Linked DNA regions of Homo sapiens: all the other regions are linked to region 1. A link is a contact called in ENCODE Hi-C or POLR2A ChIA-PET data. All regions are on one chromosome and are shown on one strand. Each heading gives the region's core, a stretch centred on a gene start or an enhancer-like site at or near the end of the contact. The rest is flanking DNA. Distances are from core to core; before and after follow the strand shown. Region 1 holds the start of PUM1 (pumilio RNA binding family member 1). Region 2 has its middle 10 kb from the start of ATP5IF1. Region 3 holds the start of YTHDF2 (YTH N6-methyladenosine RNA binding protein F2). Region 4 holds the start of PHC2-AS1 (PHC2 antisense RNA 1).

Region 1 (4,569 bases), core at 593-3,092:
CCTAAGCAATTAACATGTTATCTTGGGTAGTTTTGTGGTATTTTGGCAAATACGGCACAAAAATTAAAAACTCAGTATCCTAAATATCAGAAAAGCTCACTAATACGTGTAGCATTTAAAATGTGATTTTTTTACAAATGACACCTTATAAGTACTTTAAGCAACTAGAAGTGCTCAGTCCAGCTACTCTTTCACAGCTTTCAAATGTTTACAAAGTTTTTTAAAATATCACTAATTGAGTTGAATTCAAAGGAACACGGTTTACTTTATTTCCATGGCTCACCTTTTACTAAAATGCTTAGTGGTTTAAAAGGTGTTTATTTTTACCACACTTAACAAACATTCTGTGGTCATAAATTTATCTTAAAACAGTTCATTTTAAACCTAAACTAAACAAATTCCAACTTCAAAAAGCTGTGGCCTTGAACAAAATGAATTCAATTGTCGCTAAAGCAAAACACTAACTCAAAGTTCAGAATCCGGAGAGCGTTTCCCAAGAGCCCAGATAAAGAATCAACAGCCCCCCAGTGTTTTATAAAGTTAAAATTAGCAAAGGGTCAAAATGTTTATTTTGCTTACGAAAACTGCATCGGAAGCCACATTTCTTGGGGTTGGGCCTGTCTTAGTAAGTTTTTAGGTGCTTTCAAGAAACAAAATGCTAAGCCTATTGTTTCAGAAGTTAACTGACTTTAAAACAGAACCCAGGAAAAGCTTCATAAAATCTTATTCTTAATTAATCCCAGTAATAACAGGAATTGAGCAAAATGGTATCGAGGGCTGAGAACAGTGTTTTCTTAATTGAACAATAAAAGGTAACAATCTAAGTTACGGGAGAATAAAGCCTTCTCTGGTAATGCTGTGTGTGGGTTTCTGGCTTTGTTTTTTCAGCGGGGGGGGGGGGGGGGGCTATAGGAGGGAAAAGTTACAGGAGTGTATTCCTCACTTGACGTGGGAATGGTACTGACAAGTAAAACAAATGATCTATGTTTACCAAGCATGTTTGTGAGGACTAAAACTAGTATTGTGTATCTAGATTTTCCTACTAGCAAGGGGTGAACCCCTCTTTGAGTGAAGAGAGACACCAACACCGGGAGGCTCAAAAAGGAAGAACCCACCAAAAACACAAGCTCACACGGAAACAAAAGGCCACAGCAACCCAGGAGCCTAAAAAGCATTCTGAAACTTCCTGATCGCCACTTCTCCACATTTAAGGCTCGCAAAGTTCCCCCACGGTGAATCTCGCCTGTGGACAAGGGCCACGGCTGCTTCTAAAGCGATTTATTGTTCCTCCTCCTCCGGCGCTGCCACGGAAGCTCAAGAAGTCGAAGAAATCGGGGTGGCACAGAATTACACTTCATGGCCACACAGAAGACTCGGGGCTTCGCAAACCCATCAAAAAAAGCAACCCGAATGGCAACATCAATCTTCGGTGGTTCCCAACAGGGCCAGGCAAAAATGTAGAGGCACGTCTACGCCCTGGGCTCGGGCCTAAACCCCCAGCATTTTCCTAGCTTCGACCCCGCTCCCCACCCCCTCCCTCCTTTGATAACAATAGGGGCCTTGCTGCTGACTCCAAAACATGTACGAGGAACAGCGAGTGAGAAGCCTCAGCCAGGGCCCCGGCGGCTTTTCCAAAGCCCTTCTCACCCCCACAACCACTCTCAAACACCAATATGAAGGGACAATCTGCTCGTTAGGGGTCCGGAGCAGCGTTTGGGGCCGGTGGGGTGCGGATACTCACGGGCGGAGCGGTAGGATGAAGATGGATTTCAGCCCCCCGATCTTCTCTCTCTGGCGCTCTCGCTCCCCCTTACCTTTCACTCCGACAACATGGCGGCCCACTGGGGACTGGGTTGGCGCGGTGCATCCTGGGATAGGCTCCGGCCCCGGCCCCGGCGGTGGCAGCGGCATGTGCGGAGAAGGCTGGCGGCTCTGGAACAGGTTGCCTGGTTGCCATGCCAACCCAGGGCCTGTGTGAACTCGGGAAACTCGCAGGCAACACAAACGCTGCGCGCGAGTGCCCGCCCGCTAGGCGAGCGCGCGCCGCCAGGGCCGAAGGCGGGGTCCCGCCGGCCCGCACCTGGGAGAACACGGCCTGGAGCTGGGCACGCGGGGTTGCGCCGGTGACGCTCCACCGAGTCTCGGACGCGCTCCTCGCGCCCGCCGCGCCCTCGGAAGCTTGCCCCCGAGCACCACAGCTAGCAGGGTTCGCGGACGGCCACCCGCACTGCCCTGGCCCCAGAGGTGCAGGGTTCAAACCCCTTCTCTGCAGCTTTCTAGCTCTGCGGCCTTATTTAAATCGACCTGCCTCCATTTCCACATTTGTACAATGAAGAAGAAAATAACCCCCACTTAACAGAATGGCCTGGAGGATTAAGTGGAATAATGTATGTTAAGTGCTTTTAGTCTTACTGTCTCAAACTAAACTCAAAATAGATTGAAGGCCGGGCGCGGTGGCTCACGCCTGTAATCCCTGGACTTTGGGAGGCTGAGGCGGGCGGATCATGAGGTCAGGAGATCGAGACCATCCTGGCTAACATGGTGAAACCCTGTCTCTACTAAAAATACAAAAAAATTAGCCGGGCGTGGTGGCGGGCACCTGTAGTCCCAGCTACTCGGGAGGCTGAGGCAGGAGAATGGCCTGAACCTGGGAGGCGGAGCTTGCAGTGAGCAGAGATCGCGCCACTGCACTTGAGCCTGGGCGACACGGAGAGGCTCCGTCTCAAAAAAAAAAAAAAAATAGATTGAAAACAGACAAATCGCAATACTGTAAAAGACCAGAAGAAGATATGGGGAGAAGCTCTATAATTGGAGGAGGGAAAATGTTTATACTCATGAATCAAAGTCAAAAGATCATAAAAGAAAATATTGAAAGAAATATAAACATCTGTACGAGAAGAGATGCCATCAACAAAGTAGAACAAATGGATAAAAAATATTTGCAGTACACGGCCAGGCGCGATGGCTCATGCCTGTAATCCCAGCACTTTGGGAGGCCGAGGCGGGTGGATCATGAGGTCAAGAGATCAAGACCATCCTGGCCAACATGGTGAAACCCCGTCTCTACTAAAAATACAAAAAAATTAGCCGGGAGTGGTGGCGGGCGCCTGTGGTCCCAGCTACTGGGGAGGCTGAGGCAGGAGAATCACTTGAACCCAGGAGGCAGAGGTTGCAGTGAGCCAATATTGTGCCACTGCACTCCAGCCTGATGACAGAGCAAGACTCCGTCTCAAGAAAAAAAATATATATATATACACATATATGTATATATACATATATACATATATATACACATATATACATATATACACATATATACATATATACATATATACACATATATACATATATAAACATATATATACGTATATATACATATATATATATTTGCAATACACATGATAAGGAAATGGTTGATCATCATGATAAATGCAAAATTTCTCCCATCAGGGTCCTGGTGGGGTGGCTCACACCTGTAATCCCAGCACTTTGGGAGGCAGAGGTGGTAGAATTGGTTGAGGCCAGCAGTTTGAGACCAGGCTGGGCAACATAGTGAGGCCTCGTCTCTACAAAAAGTTAAAAATTATCTGGGCATGGTGGCACACATCTGTAGTCCTAGCTACTTGGGAGCTAAAGCAGGAGAATTCCCTTGAGCCCAGGAATTGAGCTGCAATGAGCTATGATTGGGCCACTACATTCCAGCCTAGGAGACAGAAAGAGGCCCTGTATCAAATAAATAAATAAATAAAATCTGTAATCAATTTCTAAAAATCCGAAATGGGCTGGGCGCAGCGGCTCATGCCTGCAATCTGAACACTTTGGGAGGCCGAGGCAGGCAGATCACTTGAGGTCAGGAGTTCGAGACCAGCCTGGCCAACATGGTGAAACCCCATCTCTACTAAAACTACAAAAATTAGCCGAGCGTGGTTATGGGCGCCTGTAATCCCAGTTACTCTGGAGGCCGAGGCAAGAGAATCGCTTGAACCCAGGAGGTGGAGGTTGCAGTGAGCTGAGATGAAGCACTGCCTGGGAAACAGAATGAGATTCCATGTCAAAAGGAAAGAAATAAATCCAAAATAAAATAAATCCAAAATAAACAAACATAACAAAATCACATACAGCCAAGAAACATAAAAGTAGCCTGGGGTTGAGGGATGAAAGAGCAGAAATGGGAAGGTACTGCTAATGGGTATGGGGTCTCCTTTTGGAGTGTTGAAAACCTTTTAAAATTAGAGTGCGATGACGGTTGCAAAACTGTGAGTATACCATAAACCACCAAAGTAGACACTTTATGATTTAAATGGTGAATTTGTATTTTACTTTTGTTTTTCGAGACAGGGTCTCCCAGGTTAGAGTGCAGTGGTGTAACCATGGCTCACTTGTAGGCTTGAACTCCAGGGCCCAAGCGATCCTCTCACCTTGGCCTCCTAAGAAGTTGGAACTTCAGCCATGCACCAACACACTTAGCTAATTTTTTTGTTTTTGTTTTTGTTTTGAGATGAGTTCACCCTGTGTTGCCCAGGCTGGTAAATTAGTGAATTTTAGGCCGTGTATGGTGGCTCATGCCTG
Region 2 (4,569 bases), core at 1,035-3,534, 2.8 Mb before region 1:
GAAAGCACAAGACTATCAAGGAGCTTTTTTTTTTTTCCTTTTTTTTTTTTGAGACAGAGTCTCACCCTGTCACCCAGGCTGGAGTGCAGTGGCACAATCTCAGCTCACTTCCACCTCCGCCTCCCAGATTCAAGCAATTCTCCTGCCTCAGCCTCCAGAATAGCTGGGACTACAGGCATCTGCCACCACCCCAGCTAATTTTTTTGTATTTTTAGTAGAGACGGGGTTTCACCATGTTGGCCAGGCTGGTCTCGAACCTGGACCTCAAGTGGTCCACCCATCTCGGCCTCCCAAAGTGGTGGGATTACAACTGTGAGCCACCGCACCCAGCCAATCATGAAGCTTTGAATACCATGTTAAGGAATCATGACCCTGTCCAACAGTTTTGAACTCAAGTTGCTACAGGGGCCAGGCAGGTAATGTAAATCATCAAGTCTTCCATTCGTTACTGTTACGGGAAGTGAGAAACCAAGTCTGGTTTGTGGGACCCTCGAATGCAGTCTCAGTGTTACCAGAACTTCCTGTTTTCCAAGGGAAATCATAAATTGGAGATTTTAAAATCTTAGTAAATTCTTCAAACCCAGAAGACTGAATAATATATATTAAGTAAACCAAATTCTGACCCATCGCATGTCCAAGTACAACCAGGACAATGCAAGACAGAAAGAGTTTTGTGCCCGGAAGTGTCTGGGTCAGAGTATTTTTGGATGTCTTTGCTTATCTGAGCTATTTATATTTGCCTCTCTTGTCACCTGTCTGATCCTGGCAGCCAGATTTTGGCCATTACTCAGCTCTGTTCTCACACACACCGACACCCCCACAAGGATAGCACAGGCCCATCTTAGGCATCAATAATGTTCACAGAAACAAACTTTCAAGAGTTTCGGCCAGGCGTGGTGGCTCACGCCTGTAATTCCAGCACTTTGGGAGGCCGAGGCAGGCAGATCACGAGGTCAGGAGATGAAGACCATCCTGGCTAACACGGTGAAACCCTGTCACTACTAAAAATACAAAAAATTAGCCGGGCGTAGTGGCACGTGCCTGTAGTCCCAGCTACTCGAGAGGCTGAGGCAGGAGAATCACTTGAACCTGGGAGGTGGAGGTTGTGGTGAGCCGAGATAGCCCCACTGCACTCCAGCCTGGGCGACAGAGGGAGACTCCATCTCAAAAAAAAAAAAAAAGTTTTACAATTAGCATTAAGAGTCTTTTGTTTTTTGGGTTTTTTGTTTTGTTTTGTTTTGTTTTGAGATGGAGTTTTGCTCTTATTGCCCAGGCTGGAGTGCAATGGCGCGATCTCGGCTCACCGCAACCTCTGCCTCCCGGGTTCAAGCGATTCTCCTGCCTCAGCCTCCCGAGTAGCTGGGATTACAGGCATGTGCCACCACGTCCGGCTAATTTTGTACTTTTAGTAGAGACGGGGTTTCCCCATGTTGGTCAGGCTGGTTTCAAACTCCTGACCTCAGGTGATCCGCCCACCTCAGCCTCCCAAAGTGCTGGGATTACAGGCATGAGCCACCGTGCCTGGCCCAAGAGTGTTAAAGTCTGGTGCAGTGGCCTGTAGTCCCAGCTACCCCAGAGGCTGAAGCAGGAGGATCATGTGAGCCCAGGAGTTTGAGACCAACCTGGGCAACACAGCAATACTCCCTCTCTTAAAAAAAAAAAAGCCTTAAATTTATTTGTTCATAGTCTTCAACTCACGAATTTTTCTAGGAATTTAATTAATCAGGAATATAATTATTTAAGAGTTTTATCTCATCTTGAAATATGTGAAAAATTGGGAAGAAAACCCTAAATGTTCTCAATAAGGATTAATAAATTATAGCATACATGAATAGTCTGCAACCATTAACAATTATATTTAAGGAATATTTAATATTACAAAAATTATGAAATGTGCTAAGTGGAAAAAGCAGGCTATATAGCTATACATTATTAATACGGTATATAAACTTATATGCTATAAAAATAACCAACATGTTGGTTTCTCTTTGTAGTGCAATTGGGATTTGAGGGAGTTCTCCCTTCTCTGTTTAAAAGGATCTCTTTAAAAAACAACAAATGTAATACAACTTAGCACATAGATAGATATTAAATAAGTGTATTATATAAAGAATCTTAAAACTTCTCCCTTCTCCGTCCACCCCAGAGCTAACCAATGGTAACAGGTGCAAACTACACATCTTTCCAGATCTTTGTTTCCTCTGTGTAACTATGTATACAACTATGAGACTGTTCTATATGTATCATTGCGCAACCTCGGTTTTTGCTTCGTTCTGTTTTAACCTAACAGGAAATCCTGCATACCTTTCCATTTCAGAGCACTTGGAGCTACCTTCTGTTTCTTTGCTGTAGAAGCCGTTGTGTGAACAAATCCGTTTATTTCTCTCATCAGTCTCCTTTGATAGACATTTGGGTCACGTCCGGTTTTACGCTTTTACAATACATCAGTGAACAGCAGTAATACGAGCTCAAGACAGAAGGCCTGAAAAACATTGAAAAACACAGAGACGGAAAAAAAAAAACCACAGAGGGGGAAATATAATTTCGGGTTATTTCAGTTTCACCTTTACACTTTGTTATATTCCACATTTTTTGCAATAAATATAAATTTGGAAGTAAAAGCATAAAACGAAAATCAAACGATTGATTGATTGATTGATTGACTGAGACGGAGTATCACTCTCGTCGTCCAGGCTGGAGTGTAGTGGCGCGTTCTCGGCTCACTGCAACCTCCGTCTCCCGGATTCAAGCGATTCTCCTGCCTCAGCCTCCCGAGTAGCTGGGATTACAGGCGCCCGCCACCACGCCCGGCAAATTTCCAAACGTATATTTAAAAGAAGAAAAGGAAAAGAGGGGAAAAAAAGAAAGAAAGAAAGAAAGAAAGAAATTAGAAGCAGATGGGGCAGTTCAGCCTCTTCTCGCGGAGCGGGGCTAGACGGAGTCAGGGGCGGACCGCCACAGCCTGCACCAATCAGGACCCGGTTGATAGGCAGAGCCTGGCGACTTCGAAGACTCGCCCCCAGTCAAAGAGCCCCGGGGATTCGTTTCCGTACGCAGCCTGGAAACCAGCCTGGGCCTATCCTGCGCGCCGCTGCGGGCTACTATTGGCTGCCAAGAAACCCCGCCCATCTTCCTGCTCATTGGCCGGTGCGGTTTACGTAAGAGGAGCCTGTTGCTGAGCGAAAAGTCTGTTCTGCAATTTTCGCTAAGGAGTTGTTAACGCTGAAACCGCACTGGGCGTCCTGGGGTCAAAAAAACAATACTAGCCACAGTTTATTAAACTGCAACTAAATGCCAGGCTATGTGCGCCAAACTTTTAATATTAATGGTTGTAGGCACCTTTCTTGAACACCCACCACTATCAGCCAGTCACTGAGCCAGATCCTTCAAAATAACAGTAAAAATATAGATAATCTACAGTTTATTGAGCACTTCATCTGCATCAAGCCTTGTTAAGGGGTTTCCATGCATAAGCTCTCATTCTCACAATAGAACGGTGGAGGTAAACTATTGCCCCATTTAACATTTAACATGCAGTCCTGTAGACCCAGCTACTCGGAAGGCTGAGGTGAGAGGACCCAGGAGCTCCAAACTTAAGTGAGCTATGATCGCGCCACTGCACTCCAGCCTGGGCAACAGAACGAGACCTGTCTCAGAAAAACAAAAACGTAATAAAAGAAAAACAAAAACAAAAAAACAGGAAACGGGTTCAGAGAAGTGAAGTGTTTTGCTGAGGTTCACAAAGAAAGGGTTGGAACTGGAACCTTCAACTCCGATATCCTGATTCCAAGTGTGGCCTTTTTAGGGAGGGGGTCGGGGTACAGAATTCCGCTGGGGATAGGGAAAGGTAGGACAGGATGGTGGGAGGCCAGAGGCGTTGCTCCAGGGACAAGCCTCAGGGTGGTTCTCTGAGAATAGGATGTATAGAGCCTCTAGGAGTGGAGGGTTGGGGAAGGAAGGGAGACCAGAGGAAAGGGAGAAGTTGTTCTTTCTGAAAATGTGAGGCTTCTCTCCTGGGGCAGCCTATTAAGGTGTAGGTAGCCCTGGACCTCGAGATTCTAGTCTCCACTCTGTGGCCAACTTCCTAGGGAACCTTGGGCAAATTCCTCTCTCTCGACCTGAGGCTTCCTGCCTTGTAAGAGAGGTAGTAAGCCAAAACAATGGAAAGTGCATTCGGGCTGTGAAGTATTTTAGGACTCTGGTCCTTGCTGGCAGCAGGGGGAATCTTCAGCAACCACAGACCTTTACTTAGCTGTTGCCTGGCCTCTTTTCAAGACCTTCAGGCGGTGACATGGACCCTAACAATCCTATAAACTCAAAACGGTTTGGGCCAGCCCTTTCCTACTCCATTCTGACTTAGCTATAGCAGGATCTGGCCTGCAGGGGGCGTTGAGGAACCACTCAGCCGACAAAACTAAACTAAATCAACCAAGCAATTTGCCCAAAAGCACCCAGTGCGTTAGTTTTTGCATTTAAGAAGGGTAAACGTTTCCAAACCTGAAGATTTCTGTCCTCAGTATGCAATCGAGAAGACGAATTATATACACTGCCAGTTCTTTATGGCACCAG
Region 3 (4,569 bases), core at 1,359-3,858, 2.3 Mb before region 1:
ATCATGGTAAACGAATCCAGGTTTAGAGATTACCCTTTTCCTAAGGATAATTTGCATTTTAACTGGGAACTTCTGGCAAACAGAAAGTCATCCCAAAGGAACTAATAAAAACTCCTGGCACCATTCTTTCTTGGAGGGAAAGAATTTTTACTTAAATCGCTTAATGGGATTATAGGAAATGAACTTACACTGTGCCACACATGCTTTAATGTCAGCTTTTAAAAAAATTTTAATTTTACTTATTTTATTTACTTTTTTGAGACAGAGTCTCGCTTTATCACCCAGGCTGGAGTACAATTGCGCGATCTCGGCTCACTGCAAGCTCCGCCTCCTGTGGTCAAGTGATTCTCCTGCCTCAGCCTCCCGAGTAGCTGGGATTCCAGGGGCCCACCACCACGCTCAAGCTAATTTTTGTATTTTTAGTACCGACGTGGTTTCACCGTGTTGGGCAGGCTAGTCTTGAATTCCTGACCTCGGGTGATCTGCCCTCCTCGGCCTCCCAAAATACTGGGATTACAGGCGTGAGCCACCGCACCCGGCTTTTTTTTTTTTTTTTAAAGTTTATCTTCACGACAAACCTGTTGGGTAGGTATCATTATCCATCATCCCCTTTATCAAATGAGGGAATCTAAGAAAGGTTTTAGTTGTTTACCCAGTATTGCACATCTGGGTGGGGAAACCATTATTTAGACCCTTTGTCTCCCAGCATATGACTTCTCGTCTAATGCTGTTTTTACAATGCCATGTTGCCTCCAAGGGTAAGTATAGGCAACCGCTTACAGTTTATACATAAATCTGGGCCATGGAGCTAAGTGGCTGATTATTATTATTTGTTATTTATTTATTTATTTATTTTGAGACGAGTCTCGCTCTGTTGCCCAGGCTGGAGTGTAATGGCGTGATCTCGGCTCACTGCAACCTCTGCCTCCCGGGTTCAAGCGATTCTCCTGCCTCAGCCTCCGATTAGCTGGGACTACAGGTGCATGGCACCATGCCCAGCTAATTTTTGTATTTTTAGTAGAGTCGAGATTTCACCATGTTGGCCAGGATGGTCTCGATCTTCTGACCTCATGATCCGGCCCGCCTTGGCCTCCCAAAGTGCTGGGATTACAAACATGAGCCACCGCGCCCGCCGTAGCCGAGTATCTTTAAAAAGAAGTATTACTAGGTTTATTCTATTCCCTTGATGGAATCTATGCTCCCAGACTTGACATTTTACTGTCTCCATTAAAAGTCCTTCACCTTTGGTGCCTGACCTTACTCATTCCTACCATAAATGTGATTATGGGCAGAGAAAAAAAGTGCTTTGAGCACTTTGACCAAATTATGATGTTAAATCCAAGATGCCATGTTATTTATTTTACCGAGTCCACCCAAGCCTCCTATATCCAGCGTGTGGATAGTACGAGGTTGACAATTAGTGCATTAGTTACCTGTTTACCACGACGTACTTGCAATAACAAAAGCTATTAGATGGGCTTTCCTAGTATCAAATATTCCTGCATGAGTTGGCTTTGCTTCTGATTGAAAATACTTTTGCCCATCCTTTGCATCTCCCCTATATTCTGGTTCCCTAATACAGAGTCTCGTAGGGGTAGAGAGATACCATTATGTTAGTGTCAGATACACCTGGCTATTTAATAGTTTTGTAAACTTGGGCACATTACTTAAGCTTTCTGTTTTTCCAGTCGTAAAAAACCGAAAGACTGATAGCGATTTTGAAGTTGTCGAAAGACTTTAATGTGTTTGAAAATACCTAACAACAAAGCCTGGCCCACAGCTGGTATTTCAATAATGTTAATTTCCTTGCTTCCCTCTTGAGGTCCTTAAGATTCATAGGTTCTCCGGACTCCTTGAAAGTTTTGTGTAGATGCATGAGGTGTATTTTTCTTGGAAATAAAGTCCACAATTTAACAGATTATCTTGGGGCCAGCGATTTCCCCGAAAATAAATTGTAGATTCTCCTTCCTGCAATGCTAAGGGGTGAATCTCTTTTGCGGGAGACTGGATTCTTTCGGTGTGTGTTTTGCTCTCTGGGTACTCTTTCTGTAGTCGGCTAACAGAGGATGACCAAGCCCCTCGCGGGGGCGGGGGCGGGTCACTCCCGGACAGGGCCCCCATGAAGTTTCCCTGGGGACTGTGTGACTCCCTAGGGGTCGGGTTACCTCCCAGATGGGGGTGGGGTATCACTTGCAGCTGGAAGGCAGGTTCATTTTAAGGTCTCGCGGGCTTCGGAGGCCCCTCCCTCACTGAGAAACCGGCTTTTGTCGTTCTTCTGAAGCCAGAGCTAGTCTTTCCAGGTGTTAGTCGAAACCTCGTGGTGCGACCCTGGTCGTCCCAAACCCCCTAGGCCTTAATCCTGGGGCGGTGGGGGCGGGGAGGCCGTGAGCACGGCTTCCGCTCCTCCAATCCGCCAGAGGGCGCAGCGGCCGGCCTCTCCCTTCCCGGGGTTCTTCGCGCCGGGCCCCTTCCGCGTGGGTGAGTGAATGTGAGAGTCAGCGCTCGCGCCGCGCGCGCCGCCCGCCTCCGCTGTTCGGCGCTCTGCTTTAGGCGGTGGGGGGCGGGCGCGCGCGTAAAAGCATAGAGACGGGCATTGAGCTCTTGGGCTAGAGCGTCGCCGAGTCGGAGCCGGAGCCTGAGCCGCGCGCTGTGTCTCCGCTGCGTCCGCCGAGGCCCCCGAGTGTCAGGGACAAAAGCCTCCGCCTGCTCCCGCAGACGGGGCTCATCTGCCGCCGCCGCCGCGCTGAGGAGAGTTCGCCGCCGTCGCCGCCCGTGAGGATCTGAGAGCCATGTCGGCCAGCAGCCTCTTGGAGCAGGTACAGGCCCGGCCCGCATGCCTCGGCCATTGTGTGAGGCGAGAAGGAGCCCGACTAGGCCCGGGCCCGCCGCTCCTGGGCAGGCCGAGCCGAGCCGAGGCGTCGTCTCTTGCGGGCCAGGTTTCGGGCCTCTCAGGCCGGCCGCGCCCGGCGCCTCTCCCTCAGCCTGTTCTTCCCGCTTCTCCTCGGGCCTCGGAGCCCACGGGCCGGGCCGCGCCGCGTTCCCTTCTCTCGGCGGGCCTCGTTTTCCTTCCTTGTTTCCTTCCCCTTCCTTAAAGCCCTGGGTTCCTCGCGTCGCCGGTGGCGCGTCTGCCGCGTTTTCTCCCCTGCCCCACGGGCCTGGCGCTTTCCCCCGCCTCCCATTTTCAGCCTCTTCCTCACTACCATTCCTGACGCCTCCCCTCGGGCCTGCTCCTTTATTCTCCCTTCGGGCCCTGCCTTAATTTGTTCTTCCTTTTCCATTTCTCCTTTGGACAACTTGCTGCTCGGCGACGTTTCCTTCCCCTGCAGAGACCAAAAGGTCAAGGAAACAAAGGTAAGTCCCGCTCCGCCGGTGGCCCTGAGCCGGGAGGGGGACGCGGGGCGGTGGGGGCGGGGTCTCCGGGAAGCGCCCCGGGCGGAGGACCTTTCGGAAGCCGCTTAGTTCGCAGGTGCCGCACACTTAAGTATTTTGACCCTTTCGGTGTGTTCTTGCAGCTGGCGAACAGCTTTTTCGCTAACAAGGAGTAATTCATTAAGGGTGGGGGTGGATTGGGTTTTGAAACGCTCCAGGTCCTTAGTTTCCTGTAGGTCTTAGAAGGCCTTTGTTTTTCATCCTCGTGGATCACTCTCTGGAAGTACTCTCATGTGATGGGGGAGGGGAAGCGGGAGGGAATGGAAATCCAGAGGAGCCAATAAAATGACCTTTTTAGATCAACTTGCTCTGGGTGGAGGGGGACATTTTCACTGGCGACTGTCGCTTCAGCATTCACTGTCATCTCTTACCCTTTTGAAGTTCAATCTTACGTGCTTTGTTAACTAGTAAGGTTTTTCTCTGGTTAGCATATATGAACTAATTTGAAAGGAAGATTGTAGGATTGGGACACTCCTAATTGAATTTTTTTTTCTTTAGTACAAAATGGATCTGTACATCAAAAGGATGGATTAAACGATGATGATTTTGAACCTTACTTGAGTCCACAGGCAAGGCCCGTGAGTAGTTAACTATTTACATATCTAATCGAAGGGTGTGGTATATTCTTTCTCCGCCTTCTACCAATAAATCCCATTTTCTGAGGATTCATTTTTTTTTCTTTTTTCTGTTTTCTGTTTTTTTGAGACTGAGTCTCGCTCTGACGCCCAGGCTGGGGTGTAGTGGCGCAATTTCGGCTCGCTCCAACTTCCGCCTCTCGGGTTCAAGCGAATCTCCTGTCTCAGCCTCCCGAGTAGGTGGGATTACACGTGTGCACCACCGCACACAGCTAGTTTTTCTATTTTTTTAGTAGAGACGGGGTTTCATGTTGGCCGGGCTGGTCTTGAACTCCTCAGGTGATTCACCCGCCTTGGCCTCCCAAAGTGCTGGGATTACAGGCGTGAGCCACCACGCCTAGCCGAGGATTCACTTTCTTAATACCTGTATTTTTTCTCTGCCCTCTATCAGGAAATCCCATGTTCTGAGGGTTCACCTCCTTAATACCTATTAATGTATTATAAAACAGTTAACTGCAAATGTCCTAGGCCGTTGAGATTCCCATCTCTGTAATATCAGCAACCA
Region 4 (4,569 bases), core at 1,443-3,942, 2.3 Mb after region 1:
CCCCTTTCTCAAGATTCAGGCTGGAGGAAAAAGATGTCTATTCTTCCCTGTGTGCATGGACGAGCCTGGAAACAGATCTTGGGTGGGCTGAGAAGCAGAGCTCATGTGATGAAGAGTGCCTGGAAAGGGCAGGTGCCAAAAGAGCACCACTCCCCATCTGCCCGACCTTCTGCGAAACAAGCCCGCCCTTGTGAGTGAGCCAAGCCAGAGGCCCCAGTTCCCGCCTTGCAGGGGCTGGAACTTAGGTACAGAGAAATCACCAGTGGAAAACACAGTTTATCAGCTGGTTAGAAAGGGTGAATACTCCCAAATGTAGATCCAGATGTTGGGAGCTATTTGTTAAAATCACTTTTATATTCCCCAGTGCCTAGGGCAGTACTTTACCTAAAATGGGAGCCAAATAAAAGTATGTTAAATCTAACTGAATGAAACCAGAACTGCTTTGCTGTGCTGGTTATCTTAAGGTTCAAGACAGCCTCTTGCCCGATAACCAACACAGTCAGGTACTTTATTTCTGTTCTAAAGTCAAAACGATGGGAAGCCCTACATCCCTTGTGACCTAAACCTAAATCCTAATCAATAGGGTCTGCCACAGGTCTGTTGCCCTGTACCAGAATAAAAGATGGGCGGGTGGGGGAGGTGGGAAGAAATACAAGAGCAAGAAGGAATTTCCTTGCCTCATTAGCCTGTAATGTTCATGCTGACCTAGAAATCCTGGCAGTTCCAACATTTGGGTTGACTCAGGCGGGGAAGAAAAATCCCAGGTGAATGATAATTGGATTACCCAGTTATGCTCCAGAGCCAAATGGCTGGAAAAGGCCAGGTCAGTAGGCTGTGGTACAAAGTGACATTATTTTTTAAACCAAAAATGGAGATACTCAGGCTGATGGACAATGGGATGGAATAGTTTAAATTGGGGCTGTCCTAGAAAAATCAGGGACATATGATGGATTTAGGTAGGTAGCTTATTTTGCAAGGGATCCTCTGGGCCCAATATGCTAATGGAGAGGGGATTAAAGATCAAACACGGGAGATATCCGAGGGGAAGGCTGTCATTGATTTGTAAGGGAAGAAAAAGATGAAAAGAGTGTGTTCCGTACACAGCACATGAAGGTACATATCGTAGGTATGGAGTAGGAAGGAAAGGAAAGTTGTTCAGAACCGAAAGTATGTGGGTGAGATCAGTTCAGGTTATGGAAGACGGGTGGGTGGGCAGTAGCAGGGCACTGACTGGTATCCGACACGGGGCCCAGGGCTTAGTTCAGATGGTAGCGTCGCCACTGGTTTGCAACCTGACCTTGGGCCAATTATTTCCCTGTCTGTGGACTTCAGTTTAAATACAGAATCTCACAAATCCCGATTTTAATGTAAAGAAGCAACAAATATAGTCTACCTTCATTTGGCATAGGAAGGAGAGAAAACGCTCTTCTAAAAATGGAAGAAAAGACACAGAACAGCTTGTCCCTTTCCATCCAATTAAAAACCTCGTGAGACTGAACTAGATTAAAAACAAAACTCTCCAGCGAAGCCGCAGGCGCCTCCAAGATAGGGAGTCCACCACCAATAAAGTACGGCAGATGCCAGCAGTCTCGTCCCCGAACGCACCGTCCGTCCCAGGGAAGTCGCAGCGGCGGGGAGGCCGGTCCTAGGTTGGGGCTGGGGTGGGGTGTGCGGGGCCTGGGGACGCGGAAGCTGCGGCGCGCCGAGGTGACACGGCTTCCAGGGGCGACGGGCGCGCAGGGTCCCCAGGCGAGCGAGGCTGGGGAGCAGGGCACCTCCCAGGCGCCGCGCGGACGAGAGCCGCGACTGGCACGGCCTGGCAGCCGCGTAGGCCCGGGCCGTTAGGGGCACCGAGGGCGGTGCCCGACTTCCAGTGCGGCGAGCGCGGCCCCCGGCCTCCCTACTGGCGAGAACCCCTCCCCCGCCCCGGCACTGACCTGTCCAGGGCCCGGCTGGGCCTGGCCGGGCGGGGCCTACGCAGCCCCTCGGCCGGGCGCCGACTCGCGCGGGGTCCCGGGCCCGGGCGGGCCGCCTCCTCTCCGCCGGGAGCCTCCGAGCCGGGGCCCGGGGCTGCCGCGGCGCATCCGACCGCACCGGCCTGGCCGGCGTCAACAAAGGGCGGCCGGGGCGCGAGGCCGGGACGGGGGCGCGAGGCCGGGGCGGGAGCGCGGGCGGCGGCCGGGGTTGCGCGCGCGCGCGCGGCGGGCGCTCGAGGGCTGCAGCCGCCGCGGAGACAATGCGGCGAGTCTGGGACGGCTCCCGCGGCCGCCTCCGCCGGGGGCGGGGCGAGGGAGCGGGGCGGGGAGGGGCGGGGCCGCGGGAGGGGCGGGGCGGACACGGGCCGCGCGCTTCCTTTGTGCGGCGAGCCCCGCCTCGCGCCCTCCGGAAGGCGGGTTAGGGACGCCCGGGGCTCAGCTTAGGGAGGCGGGCGCCACGCCACGAGGAGGCTGCCCTGATAGCCGGTGCAAGTGCTCCTTGGCGGGGCGGCCCGCGACTCCCGCCTTGGACCGTTCACTCCCTGAGGGGCCTGGGGGTCAGTCAGAAGACTAACGACCACCAGTCACCGAGAGCTCAGTTCGTGCCAAACCCTGCTCGCGCTGTCCCCGACTTATTGTTCACAACGACCCTACAAGTCATTCTCCTTCCCACTGGGAACCGAGGATCAGAGGGAAGTCATGGCCCGAGTGCCCCGGTCACACCTCCGTGAGCGGCCTCGGGCTCGCGGTTGAGGCTGATTGAGGAAGTGGGTTCAGGCGGCCCGCCGTGCCTGGCACACGGTCAGAGTCCCGTAAGTGTTGGTTATCTTCCCCAAGCGCACCGGGTGAACCTGCGCTGTCGTGGCGAAGCATACTCATTCAGCACGCGCGCGAGGGGCTGCGGGGGTACAGAGACGTGCAGCGTGACACAGTCCCCACCCTCAGGAGCGCGAGGCGCAGGAAGGTGCTGGACACACGCCAGGCACTTCTCTCCATTCTTGACTTCCCTCTGTTCCCAACATGGTCCCATTTTCTTGCCTTCCTTAGTATTCATATTCGTTGCCTGCCTTTCTTCTCCCCCCACCCCTTTCCACTCTCAGGCCTCATCCCATCTTCTTTGTTTACATTTATTTTACATTCCCCGAATATTTACTTAGCTCCCTTTCTCCTCTATTTTTCAAATTTTCAACCCCCCTTTTCATTAATATTCATATTTCCTTCTCCTCTGCCTCTGCATTTCTTACACTTATATTTTGTTTTATAAACTAGGGTAACACAGGATTGTATCCTCAACTCCTGTTCCCTAACATGCCCACACTTTCCTGCCTCCCTCTCTTAAGTTCCACCAGTTCTTCCTGGAATGCTCTTTCCTCAACTTTGCATGTCCAGGTCCTACCTATCCTTCAAGGTCCAGACTCAAGAACAGCAGTTGGCAAACTTTTTCTGCCAGGGACCAGAGAGTAAATATTTTAGACTTTGTAGGTCACACGGTCTGTGGCAACAACTCATCTCTGCTGTTGCCGCAGGAAAGCAACCACAGACAATATGTACGTGAAGGAGTGTGGTTGTGTTCCAATAGAACTTTATTTATGGGCACTAGAATTGGAATTTCAGATAATTTTCATGTATCATGAAATAGAATTCTTTTGATTTTTTCAAAAAAAAATTTAAAATGTAGAAATCATTATTAGCTTGCGAGCTGTACGAACACTGGCAATGTGATGGTTTTGGCCATTGGGCTGTAGTTTGTCAACCTCTGCTCTAGAACAATGCCTCGTCCTCCCTGAAATCTATCCTGAACATCTCTAGTTGGCAGTAACTTTTCCTGTTTTGTAGCTTTTAAATGACTTACCTCAAATCCATCTATGGCATTTATCGCATTTTACTTTCTATTGTAATTTTTTTCCTGTGCATTTTTCATCGTTTCAAGTAGACCTTCAGCTCTTGAGGTGGGGTACAGACCGTGTTTCTCAGTGTGCTACCTCCCTTCCCACAGTGCTTTGCACAGAGCAGGCATTCACACATACACAGAATGGGCCGGGCGCAGTGGCTCACACCTGTAATCCCAGCACTTGGGAGGCCGAGGCGGGCAGATCACCTGAGGTCAGGAGTTTGAGACCAGCCTGGCTAACATGGCGAAACCCTGTCTCTACTAAAAGTACAAAAATTAGCTGGGCATGGTGGTGTGCACCTGTAATCCCAGCTACTCGGGAGGCTGAGGCAGGAGAGTCACTTGAACCCGGGAGGTGTAGATTGCAGTGAGCTGAGATCACACCACTGCACTCCAGCCTGGGCGACAGAGTAAGAATGCATCTCAAAAAAAAAAAAAAAAAAAAAGACATACACAGAATGGATATTTAAGTCTTGGGTGGTTGACAGTTGTTTCCACTGTGTAAAGCTTACTTCTCTCATGAGATAGGACCTCAAGAGGAGGATGCTTGTTTGTATATCACCATGATTAGATTTCAGAAAGAAAATTTTGAGAGCTTTATGGAGGAGAAAGGCAAATGTCAGTTCATTTAGGGGTTTCTGGATTACAAACACTTGAGCAAAAAATGTTGATTACCACTGTTGCGGAGACAGGGCATGAGTA

What was found. A loop is a pair of places that touch in the nucleus more often than their neighbours do. ChIA-PET counts read pairs that join two places held with the same protein, here RNA polymerase II (POLR2A). Pooled maps may share reads with other maps.
Region 2: a loop to region 1 is called in a pooled map, with 5 times the contacts of the local background. The contact joins the enhancer-like site here to the promoter of PUM1 in region 1. A Hi-C loop is called at or near these places in 3 of 50 pooled maps. POLR2A ChIA-PET finds 5 or more read pairs at or near these places in 2 of 52 experiments (Panc1 and naive thymus-derived CD4-positive, alpha-beta T cell).
Region 3: a map with no recorded cell type shows a loop between it and region 1 (10-fold over the local background). The contact joins the promoter of YTHDF2 here to the promoter of PUM1 in region 1. A Hi-C loop is called at or near these places in 1 of 37 single-sample maps with no recorded cell type and 6 of 50 pooled maps. POLR2A ChIA-PET finds 5 or more read pairs at or near these places in 2 of 52 experiments (PC-3 and Panc1).
Region 4: a map with no recorded cell type shows a loop between it and region 1 (8-fold over the local background). The contact joins the promoter of PHC2-AS1 here to the promoter of PUM1 in region 1. A Hi-C loop is called at or near these places in 1 of 37 single-sample maps with no recorded cell type and 5 of 50 pooled maps.

Annotation. Positions count from the first base shown.
Region 1 is chr1:31,063,875-31,068,443 of GRCh38, forward strand. PUM1 (pumilio RNA binding family member 1) reads right to left here and starts at 1,843. Exons shown (of 22, transcript NM_001020658.2): 1 at 1,742-1,843. RefSeq lists enhancers at 1,500-1,819, 1,687-2,601 and a silencer at 1,930-2,149.
Region 2 is chr1:28,244,272-28,248,840 of GRCh38, forward strand. No RefSeq gene overlaps it. Among named protein-coding and RNA genes, the nearest start is that of ATP5IF1, 10 kb to the left of the region's middle. RefSeq lists enhancers at 1,413-1,912, 2,721-2,890, 4,132-4,331. Within about 2 kb of position 2,285, at least 33 of the 41 ENCODE cell types and tissues checked have a DNase peak (open chromatin) inside an H3K27ac peak, as active enhancers do.
Region 3 is chr1:28,734,332-28,738,900 of GRCh38, forward strand. YTHDF2 (YTH N6-methyladenosine RNA binding protein F2) reads left to right here and starts at 2,609. Exons shown (of 5, transcript NM_016258.3): 1 at 2,609-2,816; 2 at 3,327-3,351; 3 at 3,928-4,007. The coding sequence starts at 2,790. RefSeq lists enhancers at 526-1,425, 1,956-2,005, 2,325-3,223, 3,106-3,215.
Region 4 is chr1:33,347,660-33,352,228 of GRCh38, forward strand. PHC2-AS1 (PHC2 antisense RNA 1) reads left to right here and starts at 2,693. Exons shown (of 3, transcript NR_125978.1): 1 at 2,693-2,788. All of the region lies in intron 9 of PHC2 (polyhomeotic homolog 2), which reads right to left. RefSeq lists an enhancer at 1,497-2,426 and a silencer at 1,882-2,401.